Linked DNA regions of Homo sapiens: region 2 is linked to region 1. Evidence: read pairs that join two places in POLR2A ChIA-PET (ENCODE). Cell type or tissue: GM12878. All regions are shown on one strand. Each heading gives the region's core, and the rest is flanking DNA. Links, peaks and the distances in the headings are about the cores only.

The links. ChIA-PET counts read pairs that join two places held together with the same protein. Peaks named below come from ENCODE experiments on the same cell type or tissue, not always from the same donor. Only the 100,000 strongest peaks of a DNase experiment are listed, where the experiment ranks them.
Region 2: POLR2A ChIA-PET joins it to region 1 with 6 read pairs; 2 of 35 experiments call an interaction of 5 or more read pairs at or near these places.

Annotation. Positions count from the first base shown.
Region 1 is chr1:58,852,195-58,856,593 of GRCh38, reverse strand. The region is part of intron 1 of JUN-DT (JUN divergent transcript); the gene reads right to left. LOC107984961 (a long non-coding RNA gene) reads left to right here and starts at 867. Exons shown (of 2, transcript XR_001738081.2): 1 at 867-1,053. RefSeq lists an enhancer at 1,833-1,972. In GM12878, for the core only: no CTCF peak of the experiment used is centred there; a DNase peak (open chromatin) is centred at 1,803.
Region 2 is chr1:59,064,712-59,069,110 of GRCh38, reverse strand. The region is part of intron 2 of LINC01358 (long intergenic non-protein coding RNA 1358); the gene reads right to left. Among named protein-coding and RNA genes, the nearest start is that of LINC01358, 46 kb to the right of the region's middle. In GM12878, for the core only: no CTCF peak of the experiment used is centred there; no DNase peak of the experiment used is centred there.

The sequences.
Region 1 (4,399 bases), core at 68-4,067:
CTGGGGAGGCCTCAGAATCATGGTGGGAGGTAAAGGGCACTTCTTATATGGCAGTGGCAAGAGAAAATGAGGAAGAAGCAAAAGCAGAAATCCCTGATAAACCCATCATATCCATGAGACTTATTCACTATCATGAGAATAGCATGGGAAAGACCAGCTCCCATGATTCAGTTACCTCCCCCTGGGTCCTTCCCACAACATGTGGGAATTCTGGGAGATGCAATTCAAGTTAAGATTTGAATGGGGACACAGCCAAACCATATCATGGAGGTTGCAGTGAGCCAAGATCATACCACTGCACTCCAGACTCCAGCCTGGGCCACAGAGCAAGACTCTATCTCAAAAAAAAAAAAAAAAAAAAAAAAAAGGTTCATGTTGGAGATTGTGCAGGTAGAAGGGATGTTAACAGGAGAAAGAAAGAAGGAAAAAGACATATTTGAAAGCTACCACGTACCGGGCACTTTCATATTCTCTCATATTTCATTTTCACAAGAACACACAACACATAGACAGAATTCCTGTCTATGTGATGAACTTGGTGAAGTTCAGAGATGGTAAGTACCTTGCTCAAGGTCATACAGCTTGTACAGAGTGCAATCAGGATTTGAGCTCAGGTGTTCTAGTTCCCAAGTCATATTCAGCCCTCCCCATGCCTTACTGTGGGCTCTAAGCCACCTCCCGCAGCCAGGTGGATTCCCCCATCTTTCACTTCACTGGATGCTTATGTGTCTTCCTTTTTAGCTCAAACATCTTCAACTGGAAGCAGCCAACCATTCCAAGACACATGATAATTACTCACTTAGGAGTAAGCCACACGTCTTTCCTGCTTTGCTTTGACAGCTCTTCTCTTTTGTTTCCAGGGGAGAAATGGCACATTAACAAAATTCCAATAATGAATATGATGGTGACAAAGCAGAGAGAAAGCACAAACAATAGGAGGAAATGTTGAAAGATTCCCTTTCATCTCCTAACGGCAGTCTGAGGCTGGACATGTCTACTCCTGGGAATAGAATCCAAGGGCAAAAGTCCCTCACGATAAGGAGGCCACATTTTGTAAGTGCATGGTTACTCTTCCTTCCGTTTTTTAAAAATATTTTTCTAACCAGGTCTCCGGAATTGAATATAAACACTGCCAGTGTTGTTTCATCCTTTCCAAACAACATTCCACTCCCCAGCTGCTAACGCCCCTGTTGAGAACTTGAGTGTCTAGATAAATGGGCCCATGCCTTTGAAATCTTGGGAAAAAGAGGTGAGACATAACAAAACACACAAGCTCTGTTCTGATTCTGCTTCCATCTTCAGAATGACTCTGTGAGAGCGATCCTGAGGGGAAAATAGGACGGAAACTCGGATTTGATCTTCACTCACCCCAGAGCCTCAGCTGCGCTCAGAAAATGAGGGAATGAGAAGAAAGTGGAATTGGACAGAAAGCCTTGCTTTTGAATCCTGGCTCCTGCATGTATTAGCAAATGACTCAACACATCTGAGCCTCAGTTTCTTCAGCAATGCAGTGGGGACAATAACATCTACCCCTCAGAGCTGTTATGAGGACTCAAAAGATACTCTGTCCTGTGGTTTGGTACCCAAGCTGGTCTCTTTGGGGCTCAGTCTGGTGCTGGTTGATGGGTGTGGCCACCCCATACCTACTCCTGCAGCCTTTTCAAAGAGAAGGAAGCTTCAGTGTGAGCACTTTGAAGCATCTGCTTACTGATCTGAAGCCTCCTCAAGTTGAGCCCTTGGGATGCACAGCTGCACTCAGAGATGAGGTTTCACAGCTCAGACTACAAAAGCTTCAACAATTCAGCGTGTTCACCACTCTCTTTTTCATTTTTAATTATTGTTTTAAAAAGGGAATTACCACATAGAAGGCAGGGGCAGAGAGGAATGGGGAAGTGAGGAGCCACTGTGAAGACAGGAGCTGGGCAGACCAGTCTGGCTAACGAGGTTGGTTGAGCCTATCTTATCAGAAGATCCTTGTAGAAGGATTGTTGAACAACATAAGGATCAGACAAATAGCAGTATAGCAGCCAGGCAGACAGAAAGGAGCCAGAGCCCCACATAGCCTAAAAAAGAGCAAAAAGCAGTTTATTTGTTTATGTAACAAATTTTTTTTAGTACAAACTACATGCCAGATGCCAAGCTAGATAGAGGTGGTGTATATATCTCTGAGTGAGACTAAAACGACCCCAGTTTTCCTAGAGCTTATATTTTTGTTGACCTGGAATCAAATATTTAATAGTTGTGTACCCTCAAGCATGTCATTCTACCTCATGGAACCTCAGTTTTCTCACCTATAAAATGAGAATACCCACCACCAGGGCTGACACCATAGGTCTTCCTGAAGGGCTTATGACTCTTCGAATATTTATTTAACATTCTTTAGAAGAGAATGTATTGGATGAGGGAAGAGCTAAGAGAGCATGCATGGCAGGTCCAGGAGCTGGAGTTATGCAGGGCACAACCTCACAAGCACGCCTGATGCCCCAGGATGGCAGCATCCCACCTAAGCGCTCCATGTGGCTCAGCAAAAACGAGTCCTGTGATCATCTCAATCCACCCTCCATGGAAGATAGTTTAGCCACTTGCAGGCTTATTCCTCCCCTCAGACAGTTTATCTAACCTTCTTCCAGCCACGTACATTGTTCTGTCTCAGAGCTCTTAAAATATGTCTCCTATTTCCAGTGATACTTAATCCCATTTGAACCCTGGTAGATTGAGTTCCTGTTCAACTGGCCAAACTATACCATAACCCAGCTCGGTTTACTTCCAGGATTTGAAGAGTTAAATGAAAAAGAATATGTAAAGCAGGACCTGGCAGGCAGGACCCACTCAACAGGAGATAGCCCTCATAATCTCCATGACTTTTACCACAAAGCTGTTGGAGAAGTAAATTAGGTGATACAGAGGGAGTGGTATCCAAACAATGCTCTATAGATCCCAGTATCATTATTGTCCATTTTATCAGTGGTAGGAGCAACAGAGGCCCAATCAGCAAACTAGATAGCTAAGGGTCTGAAACCTCAGAACAAACTAAGGAAAGCAGAGTAAGGATGACCAGAAACACCTCATAGTTTGCAACCCCGTGGACAAAGACATGCCTGCTCCTCTGCTCCTGCACAGATTCAAAAGGAAACCCTTTCCCCTCCCCCATTCTCTCCTACCTCCCCAATCCCCATCCCAGCTTCCGCCACCCAGCCTACATTATTTTCTGGGCCCCTTTAATTTGGAGGCTTTTAGGGCCACATCCTGCCATCAATTTGGGGGCTGACTTCAATGAACGTTCTGTGCAGGGCGGGAGAGGGGCAGGATACAGCTTTCTCCTGGCGGGCCCTGATACAATAGGGTTTTCTACTGAGATCAATGGATTAATTGCAAATGCTCCATTTGGGGCCATAAGGAGGTGCATTGTTTTCCCACAGTCGGCTGGCTGTCAGGGCTTAGGCTTGCCAAACTTCATTTTTGAAAAGTCAGGGAAAACAATTTTGTGAAAAAGGGGTAGGGGTGGAGGGGTACAGCACAGTAATTTTGATCATTTCACTAAAGGTCAATAACAATTATAGCGAAAATTCAGAAGGCACATTTGTTCTCTGACTGAGGCCCTGTCTGGAAAATTCCATCCCGAAACAATTTGCTGTCTCTCTTCCAGCCCTCCCCTCCTCTACAAGGCTCTCTCTCCACCAACGCCCCAGCCCACTCCTAACTACCCCATCCTCTGGCTCCTCCCACCACATCAGAAACTCTCTCCCCTGGAAACAGCCTTCTAGGTTGAGAAGGAGAAGCGACCAGGGAATTATCTTCCTTTCCCTCGGGAAGGTGAGATGGGTACAGTGGCATCATTCCTTTCTCCCTGGGGTTGTGGAAGTGTTTACCTGGTGGTGGAAATGGCACGGGCATAGGGGAATTAAAGTCCTACTTCTAATAGTTAATAGCTGATACTTGGGAAAATTCAACTCTCTGAACATCCACAGTGTCATCTGTAAAACGGGAATAGTAATCTGGACCTTGTGGGATTACTGTGCAGATGAAATGAGAAGATTGAGACACCATCCAAACTACAGTAGATGCAGCATAAATGCAGGGCTCAAAACCACCTAAAGCAAGAGGTTCTGATCATGGCATTTCTCTGTGTGGAAACCCCTCATGGCACACTACCTGCACACCATCAAGGCCACATCTGTTGGCCTGACATTCAAAGTCCTCCACTTTCTGCCCTCCTCCTCCCTTTCCAGCCTCATTTCCCACTCCTTCCTCCCTCCCTCCCTTTTCTGTGCATAACCTGTCCTTTCTCTATCCTAGCCACTGTTCTAACTCTGAATTCCGAAATGCACATGTTGATATCCTACCCATCCTAAGACTGTCAACTTCTCCAAAAAGTTAAATTCTTTCAGCTGCGATGAAT
Region 2 (4,399 bases), core at 195-4,194, 210 kb before region 1:
CTTCGAAAATAGAATTGGTTATGCAGTATCCCATGACCTGAAATCTTTATTTTCTATCAACACTACTTACATGTCAGGCTAAGACTTCTTTGTTCACCTCACCTTCAGGTGTAACACTCAGTTTTTTTATTTGTTTTTTTTTTGCAAGGCCATTCTTGTGTGTTAACTTAGATTTTTCAACTGCATTATATGTTTCTCAAAAGCCACATTTTAATTCTATGTTACTTTTCATTTTGCTAATGAGACTTTTAGGATACAAAGTGGGCTCCACATCTACTGCTTAATTCTATCCCAACACAAGGTGAAAGCCCCTCTTGATATCAGTTTAAGTAACTGTAACAGTTTTCAGTTGCAGAGAGTAAGTATATTTAATTCTTCTAGCTAGTTTAAGGTGGACAGAATTTTTTTTTTTTTTTGGTCAACTATGCAGGAGACTATTATTCACCAATATCCATTTCCTTCCTTTCAAGACTAGGACTTTATCCCCTTCCACGTTTTAGCTGGGCATTTATGTGGCTGCCTACATTGCAATTACATTTGCCAATCCACTGGCTGATAGATATGGTCCTGTGGATAAATTATGGCAATGGGGATGTGTGTAAAAGTAACACATAAGTGTTAAGTCATTTCCTTAAAAGGAGGCTGCTTGCCTTCCATTTCTACTCCCCTACTTCCCACATACTGGATGATGGGATCTGGTGATGGGAAAAAGCTTCAGGTGGGAAACACTCTAGAGGTTAATAGGACACCAAGAAAGAAGAAAACTAAGTCATTGAATATCTTTGGGAGATAGAGCTACTATATTCCCCTGGACTGCCTACCAGCTTATAATTTTATGTGAGAGAGAAAAAAAACTTTTACTTTGTTTAAGTGTCCATTATTTATCTTGGTAAGTCAGCCAACACAATGTCCTAATTAAAATATATTAGTATTAAAATAACTTGTAGAATTGAGCTTTTATAAATCATTCCAAAGCCCTGGGCAATACAGGGATCTTCTATTTTTTTCCTTGGACCTCCTGTGAAATGGAAGCTTTGGTTACAAAACTACCTCAGCACTGCCCTAACCTGGAAGAGCTATGTTATGTATGATACAGTCTGTACCAACAGAATGGATGTTCAGTGCCTTGCCTCCTGGTCCCCACAAAGCAAGTGACCCAGCACTGGGCCCTCCACTGATGGGGCTGCAGAAAAACCAATCACTCTCACAACTATGTTGGCCACAGATGCAGTAGAGGCAGCAGAAGTGTGTCCCCTCACTCCTCCATTCCAGAATTTGTGCTCCTGCATCTGACTGGCCAAGCCTAGTTCTCACCCATTGCTTAGCTGGCTTAGCTGTGAGAGAGTCTAGGACATATCTTATTTCTCTCTAGATTTCACATTGGGGATACATACTAGAAAGAAGATAAGATGTATTTTGACTGCCAATCCACCTTATCTGGCATAGTAAACTTTTCAAATCCTGAAGGTATATAGCTAATCAATAGATATTTTTGAGCATTTATTATGTGTCAGCTGCAGCATTAAGTGCTGTGGTTACAGCTCAGTTGACACAGTTGACACTCGAAGGATCACCTATGCAATTTACAACTCAGTGTGCTAAGTTCTGTCAGGTGATGGGATTCAGGACACACTACCCCCAAAATATGGCACCTGGGCATACTGAAGAAAACAGCAAAGGCAGGAAGGGGACTCTGACTTTCCTGTGCTCTTCTCCCCTGAAGTGGGTCTTAAAACCTAGGAAAGAATTTTTGGCCTTCCCTTAAGCAAATCATAAGACTTCCCTGTGAGAGGTGCCTTCCTTATACGTGGAGGAAGGGAACATTTTGATTTCTGAAGACACAGGGATACAGAGAAGAATCTGAACAACCAGCCTTGATAAGTTTCCTCAATTTATTCCCATTAGATCATACCATTTTTGCCTTATCATATTTCTCTATGGCTGTCTATACTTCATCAAACCTAGCATAAAAATATTCAGATTTAACTGTTTCTTTGGGTCCTCATTTCCTTATGAAGGCTGCCATGTCACATAAAATGTTAAATATATTGATAAATATATATAAATCACATTAAATAAATGAGTATGTTTTTCTCTCGTAATCCGTCTTTTGTTAGAGGAGCTTCAGTCCTGAACCCAGGATGGTGAGGAAAAGGCATTTTTCCTCCCTTACAGAGGGAAGCCCACAGCCCTGGGGAAGGCAGAGCAGGGCTGCTCACAGGGGCCATACATACGCATGGGGAAGGGGATGCGCTGCTCAGGGAGGGCCTGGGCTGCTCAGGGAAGGCCTGGGCAGGTGATGCCTAAACTTAGTCCTGATGATGATGCACACCACAGCTTTGTGCTTGAATTTGGACTCTGATGTGAGACTGTGTTGAATCCCACTCTATCACTTATTAACTAAAACCTTGAGTAAGTTCATCTGTGTGTCTGAATAAAAGGCAACATTTGTTTTTGTTTTTTCCCCCTTTAAAAAAAAACAAAACTGTGCTTCAGAAAAGAGGGAGTGACTTTACATTCGACTTTTTACAAGAGTCAGTGTTTCATTAAACAAAAAGATATGACATTACCTTGAGATAATTATCCATTAATTGGATGTGTGATGCCTTTGAAAGAAGTCACTCACCCAAGGTCACATAGCCAGAGGCTGGTGAAGCCAGAATTGCACTTTTCTCCATAACCCACCTCTTAGCTATTAACCACATCATTCTTGCCTACTGGCTGCTTCTCCCTGGTGCACATTCCCTGCCCTGTGAGCTAATTTTCAGGCAGAACTTCTGATGCTTAGTACTTTGCCTTTACTGTGTATTTTTCACTCAGCCTGCACCTTTGGCCTTGGTATCTCCCAACGTCTCAGGCAAAGACTCAACTCCAGCTCTGGGGCCCTGGGGAGCCCTCTTATGTTCTGGCCCCTTTGCTGATTGATGCTGAACTCAGCCCTTTCTTGAATCAGACATACCCCAATCTGAGCATGTTTTCAGATCAAGAGGAGGGGGCAACACTATATACCCCAGACATGCCAACAAGCTGGGATGATTCCATCTGCGTGAGAGAGCAGAATTCAAACTCTGTAAACAGCTGGCCTGCTTAGCATTTGTACGAGCACTCGCAACTCAATTATAGGCAATTCCCTTCTCCATAACACACCAGCCACCATTTGACTCATCTGCCACCTGTATAAATGCCAAGCGATACGTAAGGGATTCCCAAACCTTTCCTCTGCCCCTCCCTGAATTTCCAGAGACGCCCTGACATCACTAGCTTTACCTGTTTTTTCACCCTCACTTGTTCCTAAATCCACTTTGAGCTTTCTCTCAAACACTATGAGAATATGATTCAGGGCCTAATCCAGGGCTGGTGAGCCCAGTTCCCAGCCTGCCAGTGCCTTAACTTACCTAGCAGTATTGAGCTGTATTAAAGGACTAAGACTCACCTTCCATGTTACCCTGAGACTTAGAAGATATTTTCTTATAAAGTACAGAAAAATGGAGAGGCAGCCTGAAGTCATGATTATTGGGATTCTAAAGATGGGAACTGGAGTCCTACTTCTGGTGCTGATAGGCTGTGTGAACTTTTGGCAAGTGATTCCCTCTACCCCTCTTGTTTCCTTCACAGTGAAATCCAGAATTTGGCTCGATGACATGAGGGCTTTTCAACTGCTAATATGTATATAAGTCACCTGAGCATCTGTTAAAATGCAGATTCTGATTCAGTAGGTCCAGGGTTGTCCTGAGATTCTGCATTTCTAACAGAATCCCAGGTGAAGCTAATGCTGCTATACAGTTGGAGTAGTAGGGCCTATATATGATTTCAAAAGCTCCCTCCCACTCCTGGTCTCCGTGTATCACATACTCTCTTAGTAACAATAACAGCTCCAAAGGGTTTAAATATATGCTTATACACACATTTATTAAATTACACATATCATAGGTCGTTAAACCATCAAACAATACAGAAATATAAAAACACAGAATGCGGAAGCACCCTGGTAACTCTACCTCCCAAGAGAACTATTGTTAATGGTGCAAAGTACTTAAGAATATGAGGACCCATACAAAAGTTTACGGCCTTCAGCTGTCCCTGCCCAGTGTGCCTCCAGTATGTTTTCTGGAAGGAGTTAAAGTTTCTTCTCTAGCTCAAAGTCACTGCAACACCCCAGTGTGGTAGATGACAAGGTGGCAAGCTTGGGCATATTAAGTGGAGGACCAGAGCTCTTTGTGTTGTATTCTTCTATGGGGATTTAGAGGTTATGGTTACTTCAGAAAGGGATCTTCACAGAGCTAAGGAAGGGAGAATGAAAATACAGGCTCAGAAATCCAGTCACCTGGGGCTTTCCAAATAGGGGCTTTTTCCTCTTTAATCTTTCTGTGGGGCCATTGCCCACTTACTAGGGGGAAAG